Linked DNA regions of Homo sapiens: region 2 is linked to region 1. Evidence: chromatin loops called from intact Hi-C (ENCODE). Cell type or tissue: IMR-90. All regions are shown on one strand. Region 1 overlaps PITPNB (phosphatidylinositol transfer protein beta). Region 2 has its middle 96 kb from the start of LINC02554.

The links. A loop is a pair of places that touch in the nucleus more often than their neighbours do. Peaks named below come from ENCODE experiments on the same cell type or tissue, not always from the same donor. Only the 100,000 strongest peaks of a DNase experiment are listed, where the experiment ranks them.
Region 2: it touches region 1 in a loop (6-fold over the local background); 3 of 110 quality-filtered maps call a loop at or near these places.

Annotation. Positions count from the first base shown.
Region 1 is chr22:27,877,857-27,885,856 of GRCh38, forward strand. The region is part of intron 7 of PITPNB (phosphatidylinositol transfer protein beta); the gene reads right to left. Among named protein-coding and RNA genes, the nearest start is that of PITPNB, 37 kb to the right of the region's middle. In IMR-90, CTCF peaks have their summits at 2,266 and 3,146 (motif pointing right); DNase peaks (open chromatin) are centred at 3,155, 3,755 and 7,445; H3K27ac peaks cover 4,294 bases.
Region 2 is chr22:27,402,211-27,410,210 of GRCh38, forward strand. No RefSeq gene overlaps it. Among named protein-coding and RNA genes, the nearest start is that of LINC02554, 96 kb to the left of the region's middle. RefSeq lists an enhancer at 5,454-6,006. In IMR-90, CTCF peaks have their summits at 3,883 (motif pointing right) and 7,284; no DNase peak of the experiment used is centred here; H3K27me3 peaks cover 1,126 bases.

The DNA of each region.
Region 1 (8,000 bases):
TACTAGAGGTGAGGCTAAGTGTAAACTAAGGAAAAGAGGACCCAAACCACAAGCATTAGCAACTCCTTGGCACCTGCTTATAAAAGATCAACCCCTATTTTCTATCCTGTGGAGAGGGGGTGTTTTACTGGGCAAACATAAAAGCTTGAGAGAGACATTAGGATCCTGCAGCCTGTTATATAAAATGCTTTCCTTTAGCATACAATGATTAATTAGGTGTCTATTAAAATAGCTCAAAGATAATCATTAAGTTTTAAATGCATGGGTATTGCAGTTCAACTTAGCAAGGCTTATTTCCTCTAATCACATCCTAAAAATAAAGCCCAGGATGGGGAATAAAGCTGAATTAAATATGAAGATAAATAACAAACATCATTTATTAGCACTGCCCTGAATTTTCCAGTATTGTGGCACCTAAATGAGTTCCTGGATCCTATCACTGTTGACCCTAATGCCAAACGAATAACTAACTCAAGCTGACAAAATTCAAGCGAGACTCCAAAGAGTAAGTAAGCCCATTAAAAAAAAGTTTACATTAAATTTTGCAAAAGCAAATAACAGAGGTGTAAAGAGAAATAACATTTACTAACTTGTTTAAGAAACTGATTTCAACAGTTATTTTCAAATAAGCAGCTTTCTTTTCTATTTTTAATTACATCTCCCCAGTGACTCCTCAACCTTTCAGGTTCCCACAGAGTACCATTAATATAGTATAAGTAAATCTCATTAATTCAGGTCCTACTACCTTGGAATACATAATCATTCAGACAGGGGCTGGGCTGAAGTTTATCTTTGCATGATCTATGAAAAAAAGATTTGCTACACAAATTAATAGAGTAACAAGATCTCAGGAGGGCTGTTTAAACAGTTCAGAAGTGTTTTAGAGCAATTCAGAAGCATTCATTTGCATATAATTATTATGCTAATTACAAATCATTCTTATCTATTCATTAAAGCAGATTCCCAAAGGACCACTAATTGTCAATAACTTGTTGGCCTAGTTTCTGTTACTGAATGTACCTCAGAGGGACAAAACTGCATTAAAAAATATTCTATAATTCAGTCCTCTCATTAAACCTTACTGGCTTTCCACCAATGAATCCTAAAAGCTGAATTTTAAACAACTGTATTGAGAACTGAGAAATGCAGTCAAATCTACACCCCTGAACATAACACTTTTTTTTTTTGGTAATCTTTCTGATCTCAAAGAGACCCTCCATAGAGTCCTGAGATGGTGGGGGTGAGCCTGGCATGTGGGTGGTGGGAGCACTGCTAGGCTAGAGCACAACTAAACTAATCGTTCATTCCATTCTTTCTGATCTTATCCTTATCCCCAACACTGTCATGTTTATGGAGGCAGACTCCTAAAGCCTTTGGAAGGATACAAATTAATAGAGAAAGAGAAAGAAATCAGAATTTCAGCCCCAAGAAAAGGTTACAAACAGATGGCTATGTGATACACTCCATATCCTACAACACAGCAAGGAAACCAAATAGCTGTGCTCCAGGATAAGATGAGAAAGTGAGGCCCAATGGAGCAAGCTCTTGAGATTCCTGTATAGCCCAGAGCTACTGGGGCTAGTGAGCTGCCTTAAGCAGCTGCCCATGGGCTACACCCCAGCACTCTCCTCAGGGGGAGGTGGGTTCCTGCTTTGGGCAGTTCATGCACAAATATAGAATATATTTATTATTGTAATATTGTATTTATTACTAGTATATGTTTATATATTATAACACTTAAAAATGAAGATATTTCAAACTCTACTACCAATGAAATGAGTTTTAACAAGTTAATTCCATAAAGGTGTTTGTTAAACATTACATATTTTAAAATTATACTGCATATACCTGAAATGTAAGTGATACATTTAGAAAAGTTTTATTTACAAAAAGGCATGTTTCCTTAAATGACAGTAAATCACTGAACATATTATATCAATTTCCTTAAACTGAAATGGGGGAAAACACCCTAGTAAAAATTCAGAGTGAGCCCTCTCTCACTCTGAATGTTAGTCCATGATTTGGCCTTTAGCTTCTAAGTCCCAAGATTCCATTTAGTCCATTAGCATTAAGTTAACAAATATTCAACATGAAAAAGTTAAAATATGAAAAAAATTAAACATTTTTTTAAAGTAAGAACAAAATCCAATAAGCAACATCATTCCTGCTACCATTTTGAAGCACACACTTATGTGTCAGGCCCCCACATTCTCCCAGTTAATGCTCAAAAACTTGAAATAAAGGTACTGGACTATCACCACCACTAGGGGCAGGGAAGTGAAATTCTTTGCCAGAGTCCACCATCACTGAGCAGAAGAGCCAGGACTCAGATGCTGCCCTGTCTGACACCAAAGCCAACCATGATCCTTTATTGAAAAAATGTGATTTACATTCTACCATTTGATTAGACTCAAGTACCTGAAGGGACGCTTGCTCCCTCTCAGCCTAGGGAGCCTTCCTTAAAAAAGAGTTTACATGGCTGAAAAGGGGCTTTTATAAGAAATGCACTGTAAAAACTTGACTTGGAGCTGTTTATGCTTATTTCTTTACAAATATCTGCCATGAGCTGCTCAAAAACATTTTCTGACTCTCAGAGAATTTTATCCCCCACCCAAGGAACTAGAGCAAATCCTATTCACACCCCCATCACCTCCATTACCCTCCCCGCCTTTTTACTTTTAAAACATGGAAGAAATTAGGAATAAACCTTAAATTAATAATGGTTTCTAGTGAAAAAGCATTTTGTACAAAACATGCTTGTACACACCGATTTTTTTTTTTTTGAGATGGAGTTTCGCTCTTGTTGCCCAGGCTACAGTGCAATGGCACGATCTCGGCTCACTACAACCTCCGCCTCCCAGGTTCAAGCGATTCTTCTGCCTCAGCTTCCCGAGTAGCTGGGATTACAGGCACATGCCACCATGCCCAGCTAATTTTGTATTTTTAGTAGAGAGGGGGTTTCTCCATGTTGGTCAGGCTGGTCTCGAACTCCCAACTTAGGTGATCTGCCTGCCTCAGCCTCCCAAACTGCTGGGATTACAGGCGTGAGCCACTGCACCCAGTTAATAAAATTTTAAAATCCTTGCTAATGTTTAAGCAAGCACGACATAAGCAATATGTTGTTTTCCCACAAGAGGGCACTATCCAACCATGCCTTCGAATATAGTGGACATTCTCTAAATCTACTACTGGAAATGATCTGAAAGTGTGTGACCATGTAAGGCAGTGGAATAATGTAGGAAACATTTTCACATTTCTTTTTAATAGAAAACATGCCTACATTTATTTATATCTTCTTTGAAGATGGGGGAAAAATCTCTAACTTACTACAAAAGACCTTGACAACAGTCTGTTTCACAGTAAAGGCAAGATGAGACAGGCGTTTGGCAAACAGAAATTTCTTAAGCATAAGCAAAATCACTGCTACCACAAAACGTGTATTTGAGGTGCTTTCTCCCTAAGTTCAGGAAAGCTACTATCACATGCATTCATCTTGAGTTAGGAGCTGGGTCACAATTCTCATGTTTTTATTATGCACACATAATAAAGAGTTTTTGGATCACACACCCTAGTGATAAGTAACACATTTTTAAGACAGAAATGAACGTCTAGGTTCATTTTAACAGCAAAAAGACATGGTACTCTACTGAGATCAAGTGTGTCTCTGCTCATGCTGAAGAAAACAACCAAAGCAGCATTTGGCAACCATAGGCCCGGCTAGGACTGGCTGGATCTCAGCCACAGACTTCTAATAAACAAAAGCTCTTTTCAGGTCTAAAGAGCCGGGTAGCCACTGCACAGCTCCAAGAAGCAGAAAGCCCTTCTTAGGAAATAAGCAGCAGCAGTTGGAACAAATGTAACATCTAAAACACAGGAGCTTCTTGAAAGCTGTGAGAGAGAACCAAAAGGACTGCTGACCATTTAGGGTATCATCTACCAAAAATTAATTTGGAGGATATATTAGGTTGACCCATAAGAAAACGTCATTTCTGTAGCTCAAAAGCTTACAAATACTAACAACTTCACATGGCTTCAACCAATATTTAACTTTTTCTGGTCATGTTCCATCATTCTTTTTCATTTTGAAAAGAAAAAAGTTTTAATATTATAAAGATTATTTAGAGAGTGCAATGACGAAGTTTAGTAAAGCATGTGTTACCAAGACTATCTACACAAGTATGTAACATCTGGGCATTGTCTCAGAGAATGTATGATCAAAAGAAAAGATACACCAAATCCTTCTGAGAGCACAAGAGACAAGCACTGCTTAAGGTGTGACCAAAACTTACATGCCCCTAAGATTCAATCCAAATAAATTAAACCAAGTTTCATCAGTTTGCCAACTTTTAGAAAATAATATGTTTAAAAAGAGCAAAATACCTTTTTTTTAAACAATATACACCCATGGTTTAAAACAATTAAGAAGTGTCAGATTGCTCACTAAAAAAACTCAAAAAATGGAATGGTATGTTCGAAATGAAAAGAACTAAATGTATGGAAAAGCAAATCATTTATGTTCATTCCCAAAGGCAACTGAAATTTCAAAAAACAGGTACTGGCTTAGTATATTCCTGCCCTCAACTAAAACAGGACACTGTTCTTACTACCAAGACATACTCACCAAATAAAGAACAAGCAAAAAGTACAAACTTTAAAGACCAATTCAGTTTCTTTGACATCACAATCCTTAAAAAGATTAACCTGAGACTTCTACAAAGCTGCTCAGAAACAGTTTAGATAAGCCCAACAATCCCATTATAGTCCTTTGACAAGCAATTAAAATGTCTGTTCATTTAGTAAACTGCAAAACTCCAAAACTCGTGGCTCCGATTAGTCTTTGAACTTTGACTATGGCTGCAGCCTGGTGCCCAGCACTGGTCTGTATCAGCTGTAAGGAAAAATAACCCTCTGGTGAAGGAGCACTCACATACTACACAACCAACAGTTGGAACTTGTAAGTCACTTATACACACTTCAGCATGTCCGCGATTAAGAAACTCACTCTCTTTAGACAGATACAATTGTTCCTTTAACTGGAGAAAGATTTATCCACAGTAACACAAAACAAACAGTAAGTTCCAATAAATGTTTATTAAATGAACAAATGAGAAAATGTATGAGTGGTGTTCCCTGTAAGTACCCACACCAAAACACATCTTTGGGTGTCCAATCCTTTTACTCTATTGCACATATGCGAACTTCAAAATACATCAGAGTTCAGCAGTTGTGGGAGGAGCTGACCAAGACTACTACTGATAAAAACTGGGGTTTCAGGGGACTAGGGAAGAGGGATGGAAGAACAGCTGCTGCCTGTTTCCTTCAAATAAATTAAGAATGCTCTTAATCAACATATTGCAAAGGAAGAAACATCATACAGCAAAAAGTTGTTCTCGAATGACAAAAATAAAGTCAGGAGCTCTGCATTAGAGTCCTGGCTCCCCTTCCACTGCTTACATGGCTGGGGAGTTACAGCAGTTCCCTGGGCTACAAATTCTTTTAACAGTAAAAATAAAGGTTGAGGGGAATATTGTTGGACCATGGCCTCCAACTGAGATTCCTTCTGCTTCCAAAATCCTAGAAGGGTGCCTATGCTACAATCTTCACCATTAATAATGTATACTAGAATGCAGCTTCTCAAAGGTGGGCATGCGCAGGAATGGCCTGGAGGGCCAGAAAGAGCCCTGAGCCCTACTCCAAAGATTCTAAACAGGGAAGGGGCAACAAATTTGCATTTCTAATAAGCTGCCTGCGGGCAGACCACACTTGAATGCAAAGGGACTCAGGGTTTTGGCTTGAGTCCTAATAAAGGCTTTGACAGGCAAGCTCTGAAGTTAGCTAAAAATGCTCCCCAGCGACCCTCAGGGGCTCTAAAAAGAACCACCTCTTAACTTCCAGGCAATCTTCAGAGAACTGGACTAGTGGACAGACCCAACCCACAACTGGAAGTCATGCATGTACAGACCTGCCTAATGACCATGGTCTCCAAAGGAGACCAAACTGGGGACAGGACGGGGGAGGTGTGAGTGAGCTGGACTCAGCAGAGGTGATTCAGGTGTTGCAAAGGAGGCTGAGCTGATTATCAGCAGCCTCATGCTCCCACTTGGGAGTGCCTGTGTCCTCTGGGGTATTAAGAAAAAAAATGTGACTAGTGAGTGGACCCACAGCTTTGCTGCAGAAGCTGGTGCTGAAAAAGCTGCTTGCACGAAGTGTTTCTGCTGGAAAGAGATGTTGCAGACTGGTCCAGAGTCTCAACAGCAGCAACAACCCAGGGACCACACAGTGTAGGGAGGGAAGGCTGGCTGCCTGGGGCAGGCAGGAGGGCTGCAGCACTCGAAGCCCGTAATTGTGTCCCCATTACCCCCTGGGGGGGACATCTGCAAATGAGGAAAGGTACCAGAAAAAAGGATGGAGATTTTGGGTAAATATGACAGTGGAAATTATATTCATGGGCAGGTAAGGAAGAGGCACATGAGAGTAACAACTAGTGTGAAGTTAAAAAGGACAAAAAGATGAACGTGATATGAATGAAATCTGAGCTTTATCTTAGGAGCACAACAAACTTACTGCGTAGCCCACAAAACAGGGACCCCTCCTACTCTGCAGGGAAGTTCCCTATCAATCAGGGCATACCCTGCACATTCTGTGACCCAAAACGAATATGGCACACGAGTTTCTAGCTTGTGTCTCTTCCTTTCAAGAACATCATCCTTGGTGATGCTGAAAAGCCATGGTCTTGGCACTGTGGTCACACAATGCTAATGCTTGATCTTGAACCATCTCATTTAGGAAAAATTTCACCATGAACTGAAGCATTACACTCAAACATGCTGAAAGACGAGGGGAAAAATTTCATTCTCTCTTTAAATTTGATTCATTTCAATATTAAATGGATCCCGATTTTTAAACTACATCTCTCAATTTAATGCTTTTATATCATTATTTCCTTATTATTAACATGTAAAAAACACTCAGATGTTAAGGTGCATCACTTTTAGGTATGTAAGCCTTAAAATTTTGGATTAAACATTGTTTCTACTTAAAAAGTACCTTGAAAATTATACAAATAAAGTCACATAGTATGTACTATAGAGGAAGGCTGATACAATCCTTTCTTGTTATACATAAATATCTAAAAATGTGGTTCCAATTTCTTTTTTTTTTTCTAAACCATGCTCATTTTCTTTCAAATTACTTCCAAAAACGAAGGTCTCTCTGATGTTAATCGTGTGTATACTTCAGCTTACACTTTAAAGAGTCTTCCTCTCCCGGGAAGTGACTTTTGTATATAAATCATGGAAAGCTACTTAGACAAAGTGCTGGAGATGATTAAAAAGAGCCAGATTCAAATTTATACCTAAAAAAAAAAAAAAAAAAAAAAAAAAAAAAAAAAAAAAAAGCAGAAGCAGATGTCAACTGACTCATTTGTGTATATTTTGGAAATGTGCTGAAGATATGCATGTGCATTTCATCAGGACATTTAAGGAATCCTAAACTTTTTACTGTGGTTGTGTATCAGTGACAACTTTAGAAATTAAAAAACTTTAAAACTTACACTGTGGTGTTTTATGCTGGATACTCCTGGTTCTTACTACAATTTGATCTAACCAAAACACTTTTTAATCTGACCAAAAAGGTATTTGCTCATTTAGAAACAACACTCAGAAATTTTATTTTCTTCAGACAGTCTCTGTTGCCCAGGCTGGAGTACAGTGGCATGATCATAGCTCACTGCAGCCTCGAACTCCTGAACTCAAGCAATCCTCCTGCCTCAGCCTCTCAAAATGCTGGAATTGCAGGCATGAGCCACTGTGTCTGGCCAAAATTTTTAGAATTTAAGGCATATAATATATATCTTATCCAGAATTACTAAAGAAGGAATTAAAGTAGATTTTATTTTTTCATTTACTATTTGAACAATAAAAACTTCAACTCCTCCAAAAAGCCTTTTCTTCTTCTTTTTTATAATACTAGACAGAAAAAACATTTGCAAATTCTCTCTG
Region 2 (8,000 bases), 480 kb before region 1:
ATAAACCAATAAGACAGTTGGTGCATTTCTTCCCAGCCTCCTTCTTGGATGCACCGTGATGGACCAGAAGTGAGGTAGGCGGGCATCCTGAGCAAATGGACCCAGGTACTGAACCACCAGCAGCATGGTTCCAAGGAAGACAATGCTTCCTGGGGGCAGGAAGGTCCCTCCCTCAGGGTCTCTGTGGGATCCAAATATATGAGGGAGATAGAAGGGGAAAGACAAGGACACAGATAGATAGATAGAGGGACAAACATATAGAGACCTGGAGAGAGGGAGAGAGAAACAAAAAAAGAGAAGAAACAGAGAAATAGGAAGGAGGAGAGAAGAACAGGGGGTCTTAGATGAACTAAGCCAGCCAGGAGGACCACGGAGACTCTGATTACTTCCTGCTGGGCAATATTTGGGTAAGGAGCTAAGAAAAAGGCAGAAATTCACTTATTAATATTTTTCTCCTGGTGTCAAATCCATTCCACAGGCCAAGTGGAGGTCCAGCCTCAGGCCTTTATGTGGGACCTAGGGAAGGGAGGCCACCTCACTGGCTCCTGCTTGGGGAGTGGACACTTTCAAAGGGGCTTTCTAGGATGAATGGAGGGGCCAGGCATCCCATGTCGTGTGGGCCTGCACAAAGCCTTTCCTCTTCTGAGCCTCATCAGCCTCGTCTCTAATTACAGCAAATTGTGTTTTCCAAGTTTGCTGAACAAGAAGTGCAGAAAAATTCCCATCCCCTTGAAATGGGGCAGGTCTTTGCAATAGCATAGATGAATGAATACAGCAGAAAGGATGCAGCATGACTTCTGAGATGAGGTCAAGAAAGGTACTATGGCTTCCTCACGGCACACTCTCCTTGGAGAGCTGTGATTGGAACCCAGCTGCCATGTTGTGAGGAAGCCCAGACTACATGGAGAGGCTGTGCTCGAGCATTTCACCCAAAAGCCCCAGCAGGCATCAACTACCTATGTAAGCAAACAAGCTTCAGAAGTTTCCCACTCCCACCCTTAGAGCCATCTCAGTCTGACGCTACATGAAACAGAGACAACCTGACCCTGTTGAACCCTGCCCAACTCACAGATCCACGAGCAAAATTAACATTTTAGGTTGGGTGTGATGGCTCATACCTGTAATCCCAGCACTTCGGGAGGCTAAGTTGGGCAGATCACTTGAGCCCAGGAGGTGGAGACCAGCCTGGGCAACATGGCAAAACCCCATCTCCACTAAAAATACAAAAATTAGCCTGCATGGTGGCACATACCTGTAGTTCAGCTACTTGGGTGGCTGAGGTGAAGGTTGGATTGAGCCCAGGAGGTTCAAGACTGTGGTGGGTTGTGATTACACCATTGCATTCCAGCCTGGGTGACAGAGTGAGACCCTGTCTCAAAAAAATTTTTTTTTATTTAGTTAAATCATTAAAAATCACTTAAAAGTTTTTGTTATGCTGTTGTTGTATAGCCTCAGGCAACTGGATGGATAGGAAACCCTCAGTTGCAGCACTCATGGGCTGAATCGTGTCCCCCAAAAATTTATATGTTGAAGTTCTAAACTTCAGTAGCACAGAATGTTATCTTATTTGGGAATAGGATCTCTAAAGCGGTAATTAAGGTAAAATGATGTCATTGGGGTAGGTCTTGATCCAACACAACTGGTGTCCCTATCTGCAAAAGAGATTAGGACACTGACATGTACAGAAGGAAGATAACATGAAGACAGTGAGGAGAAGACGGCCATCTGCAAGCCAAGGAGAGGGGCCTTGAAAGAAACCAACTCTGCCCACACCTTGACATGGGCTTCTAGCTTCCAAGACTTGGGGAAAGAAATGCCTGTTGTTTAAGCCACTCAGTCTGTGGCACTATGATATGGCAGCCCTGGCAAACTAATACAATACAACTATTGGACCCACTTTCCAGATGAGAAACAAAGCTCTGAGAGTTAGTGCCTCCCCAGGCTCCACAGCTGGCAAGCCATGGAGTCGGCCTGGAACCTTCCTACCTCTCAGGGGTGGCCTCATGTCCTAAACCTGAATGTAGCTACAGTCTATCAGAAATGACCCCTCCAAACCCCCAGGCTGCTACCAGAGCAGACATTACTAATTCATCCCAGAGCACTCTCACTCAGCCCAGATGTGGCCTCAGTCTCTCTAATCGATTCCCATGCAGATGTGGCCTCAGTCTCTCTAATCAAGATTCCCATGGATGGGCCAGCAATGGCCAGAGGGACACTTTTCTGGGCACAGCTCAGTGGAGCCTGCCTAAGGCTGCCTTATTTGGGTCACTCTTTTTTTTGGGGAGGTGTGCATTCTGAGGCTCTACGGGGGTCATTATGGTGCAAAGATTACCCCAGATGGCACCTGTGGTTAACTTACTAGCACAACTGTTACATGGGGTCTATAAGATAGGAAGTCAGGACTCTGCATAGAGAGTCATCCTGGCTCACGTGACCCCCAGGGTAGGGCTGGGCCACAAAGGGGAAAATTACTGATAAATATTATCTTCAAAGAAACCCTCCTCCCCTACACAATGCTAAGCCATTGAAGTTTATCAAAACCACAGCGTTGGAGTCAAGTGATTCTCATGCCTCAGCCTCCCGGGTAGCTGAGACTGCAGGTGCACGCCACCACACCAGGCTAATTTTTGTATGTTTTTTAGTAGAGACGGAGTTTTCACCACGTTGGCCAGGCTGGTCTTGAACTCCTGAGCTCAAACAATCCGCCCTCCTTGGCCTCCCAAAGTGCTGGAATCGCAGGTGTGAGCCACTGTGCCTGGCTTTTTTTTTTTTTTTTTTTTTTTAAGCTCCCTGGTAATTTTCTCAGAGGCTGAGAACCCCTGATATAAACTTCACCGGAATCTGGGGCTGCAGAGGGGTTCCTGGGTTGGAGGGTTGCCATAGCTTCTTCTCCGTTTCTTGATGGGGCAAGCCTCCTCCTACTACAGGACCTTTGCGCAGGCTGGTCCTTCCACCTCCACAGTTTGCAGGCTCCCAATCCTCCCTTAGGCCTCAGCTTTAATACCTCCTCCTTCAGGCTGTCATTCCCTGATTACCTGCCTCCCTCCCTCTTCCCTCTCACTGTTCCCTCTTCATTCCCTTCCAATCTCTTGTAATGCTTCCTAAGTTTGCATTCCGGGGCATTTTTTGTTTGTTTGTTTACTGTATTTCTCCCCACTAAACAGTGAGCTCATGTGATCCATGACTATCTCTATGCCCTTCACCATTGGACCCCCAGGGCTGAGCACAGGGCTCAGCACATACTAGGTGCTCATTAAATATATAGTGAAATAATTTAATGGCAAAAACATGCATTCTCCTTCCTCTCTGAGCCTCACTGTGTTGTGAGGATTAAATGAGTTAATTGCTGTAAAGTGCTTAGAAAGTTCCACCTCGTGTTAATTAAATGAGCTGGCACTGAGCAAATGCTGAGCACATGGCCTGACCCACAGAACATTTTCATTGCTGGTGAATAATTACCATTATTATTATCACTGTCATTGTCATTGTTGGTATTATTTATCCTCTATTCAGCGCAGAGTAGGCGCTTAATAAAACTGTGAACTACCGAAGTGATGTAGCCTTGGACCAGCCACAGGGATGGAGGATGTGGCTGCTGGAGGAAGCCTCCAGGCCAGTCTGATGTGGTGAGGATAGCATGGCTCAGAGAGGGGAATGCACTGCCCCAACGTCACCCAGCAAGTCTAAGCGAGATCCAGCCCCAGAAATCTAGGCTTTCCTCTCTACTCATGGCCGCATGCCCTTGGGCATAGCTCTTCCCCTCTGGGCCCTTGTTACATCTGTGTAATGGGCCTGGGGTTGCAGCAGGGATAGGGAGGTTAGACACAGGTCGGTCCCCAGCCCCCAAGTTTGCCCCATGGTGACATGGGTGGCCACTTGGTGGCACTGTGGAGTCACCACCGACTGGCAGCCACCCGAGGAGCCCCAGTCCAGTGCAGCTTGGCCAGGAGACCTCAGAGGGTGCTCTGCGCTGACCTCCTTCCAGGTGGGGAAACTGAGGCCCAGAAAGGGGCAGCCATGCCTTTACCAAAGTCATGCAGCTAGTCTAAGAAGACTTTAAAAGGTAGTTTATTGAACACCTACTATGTGCCAAGTTTGCAACTGTATCATCCAGTTTCCACAACAACCCAAAGGCAGGAGATAGTCTTTCCATATTCCAGATGAGGAAACTGAGGCACCAAGAGCTTAAGTGGAAATATGGGAGCAATGACAATCATGACAGTAGTGGTTAATATTGAGTAAGTGCAACACATGTAAACAATGGCAATGAGTCAGGCCAGTCCCACAACCAATCCAAGACTTGGACACCAGTACTGACCCATTTTACAGAGATGGAAACTGAGGCTCAGAAAGATGAAACCATTTGCAGAGATCACACAGCCAGGAAGTATCTGCTGCCAGGACATGTCCCTGCCCAGAGGGAACCAGGCCTAATTCCTATCTACTCTCTCCCCAACATTCCAGCCTCAGCCTCAGGCAAGCTTGGGCCAGCATAGCCAGACCTAGGCCTCCAGGGATCAGGGAAGGCTCAGCCTCTTCTCAAAACCCACAGCCTGTCTAGACCAGGCTCCTTCCTGTGGGCTGCCATCAGGGGTCTGGGTGACCACTGGAATTTGGGGGCATGAAGGCGTCCCTGCTTCTCCCCACATCGCCCAATAGCCCCTGCTCCAGATGTGAGCAAGGGTTGCTGCCGTGAGTCCTGGGATGGTCTCCAGGTCTCTTAAGGAAGAAGAAGCAGAGCAGAGGCAAGGAGGGAGACGTGGGGTGGGGGATACAGAGCAAAAGTGACAGAGAGATCATGAAATAGACGGAGACGCAGCGTAGAGACAACGACAGGAAGAGAACAAGAGAGAGCGCCAGAAAAACAAATTAAATCAAAACCGAACAAAACAGAGAGGGAGCGACAGAGCCAGAAAGAAGGGAGTGAAGAGAGGTGCATATTGAGATGGAGACAGACAGACAGATGACGGGGATACAGACTGAGAGAGAGACAGAGACTGGGAGCCAGGAAATCGCAGAGACAGACAGGGACAAAGCGGCGGGGTGCCACAGAGACAGGGAGAGATGCGAGGAGGGGCAGAAGATGGAGACCCGGGGTGAGACAAGGACCAAGGGGCACGAGAGCAAATTCTGGGGTAGCAGACCAGGAGGTCAGGCAGAGACTCAGCAGAGAAGGAAAGGCCGGAGGAGGCTGAGAAGAGAAAAAATGATCAGAGAGAGAGAAGCAAAGAGGAAGGCGACAACATACAGAGGGCAGAGGAAGGGGAATAGAGGAGGGAGGAAGACCAGACAGTCAGAGGGTGGAGGCCAGGGCACGACGAGGGTAGCGGCGGGATCAGGGGTCCTCCCACCCCGTGGACCCTGAACTGGCCCCTGTCCACTGGGCAGCCAGGGTCTTCCACCCACCACCTGCCTCCATACCCCAGAGCTTTTCCCTCCCAGCAGGGGCCTGGCCAGGGTCCTGGAGGGCAAAGGTCAGGTGGGTGGACTCGCCGGAGCCCCCAGGAAGGCATCTTTCATTTCCGCCTGCTCAGCAGGCTCCAAGCACATCGTTTGCATAAAACAATATTCCTGTGGGGGATGCTAATGCGCCCTGCTATTTTTGCCTCTCCTGGATTGTGGTTTGCATACATTTGCATACCCTGGGAGAATTAAGCAGGAATCATGTAAATGAGCCCACCAGCTTGGAGGCGAAGGGGGACCTGGGCTCCCTGCCTCCCGACAGGCTGTGCTGGCCACATCCTTCCCCTGGGGTCACCCTGGCAGGACAGGTTAACATGGAAGGATCAGCTACATGTCTCTCCCAACCTAAGGCTGCTGTCCACTCCAGGTTTGGGGTAGCCAGAGGCAGTTTTCAAAAACCCAGATCTGAGCCTGTCACATCCTTCTTTAAACCTTCCATGGCTTTTGGAATCCTAGGATGGAGGCCAAACTCTCCCTCTCCCCCATAGCCACAAAGACCAACCCCTACCAGCCCCTCTAACCCACACTCTCTTCCTCCCCAGCCTCCACCCACAATGGAACTTCCTCCCGTCAGGGCTTCCCCTCACCACACTTCTGCAAACCACAGGGCCTTTGTACATGCTGTCCCCACTGGCTGCAATGTTTTTCCTTCTTTCTCTTCACTTCCTTACAGCTAACTCATCCTTCAGACTCCAGGCCAAGTACCATTTCCATAGGGACGCCCTTCCTGTCATCTCTGACCTTATCCCTCCATGAAGTACCCTGTTAGGTAGCTGGAATTATTATCAATGCAATAACTTCCTTTGTGCCTGACTCCTCCATGAGACTGTGAGAGCCACTGCCCCCGACACAATACCTAGCGGTGCCGCCAGGTGTTCCTGGCCTTAGTTTAGGTTCCCAATTAATATTTGTTAAATGAAGGTGGCAGACCTGCAAATTTAGCCTCGAACCTGGAGTCCTCAGGAGCCCAGCCCCCAACTCCAGTGGTACACAAGAAGTTTTTAAAAATATATTAATTGAGAACCTACAGCGTGCCAAGCACTGGGTAAAGTATTTGACATATACTGTCTTGGGGACGCCTCTACATCTCTACAAGGGAGGTGTGGAAATTGTGTGCATGTTACGGAAAGTAGGGCCTCTGGGAAGGAAGGCCACCAGGTTCAGGTCACACAGCATGCCTGTGGCAGAGCTAGCAGTCCACCCCAGATTCGTGTGCCCTAGAGGCCTTAGCCCGATCGCTGCACATTTTCCCCTGACCTTCTGGGTGACACGCACCCAGCACACACCTAAGTGGTCTCATGAAAAGGTTGCATGGATTTACACAAGCACATGCAGACTCACGAGAGAATTTGAGTTCACCAGAGCGCACACAGCTGTTGCCTGGCCTATTCGTAACTACCTCATACCCACTATGGAAGTCTATGCCTCACACCTGTGTGCTCCCATACTGACCTACATAGACTCGTGAGCGCACACACACACACACACACACACATACATCCCTCCAGGCCTGCACAGACCTTCACTTAGCCATTCAGCAAACACTTCGTGCAGAACCACGGCATCTAGACTCTGTGTCAAGAGCTGGGGGTATCAGGAAAATGGCATAGATTGACTGGATCTTGCTGGCCAACTTGGGGCTTCCTTTCTGCTGACTTCCCCTGAGGGTGCGTATCTGATCCACACACATTCGAATATCCGTTCACACTGCGCAGGCTCTATTGACACAGGAATGCATAGTTCACAGGGTGCAAAGGCGTGGAGATACACTGTCACACAAGCAAACGCACGGCCTTCTGCAAGCCCGCAAGAAGCGACCACAAGGGAGTAGAGGCTGACTGATCCATCACCATCATTTTCAAGGGCAAACAACTCGACCAGGGTAATTCAGGAAGTCATTGTCTGCTACAGACCTAGACAGAGCTTGAGCAGCCACAGAGCTAAAAAGCCCATAAGTTTGACCCAGATAGGCCTAGGCTCTGATTGGCTCCTGCGCTTATAGGGTCACTTTCTTGCTGAGCCTAATTTCCCCTTCTGCAAAATGGGAATAGTAGACATTTTTTTCTCCAAAGGTCTGGGTGTGTTGGTTGCTTCCACTGTACCGGGCATATGGTAAGGACCCAATAACAGGCACTCTATAATAATTATTATTATTGTAATTATTATTATATCCCTCCTTCAAGTCTCAGGACTCCTGTGGTCCTGTGCTCTGAGCTGCCCCACTGCTCCATCCCAGAAGTCTGATACTTCCACACTGCCTTCTCCTGAGGCCAGGGTCCTGTGAGCATACAGAGGGTAAGGTTGAGAACATGTTTAAGCCTCATAGCAGGCTGGGCGTGGTGGCTCACACCTGTAATCCCAACATTTTGGGAGGCTGAGGCGGGTGGATCACCTGAGATCAGGAGTTCGAGACCAGCCTGGCCAACATGGTGAAACCCTGTCTCTACTAAAAATACAAAAATTAGCCAGATGTGGTGGTACATGCCTGTAGTCCCAGCTACTTGGGAGGCTGAGGCAAGAGAATTGCTTGAGCCTGG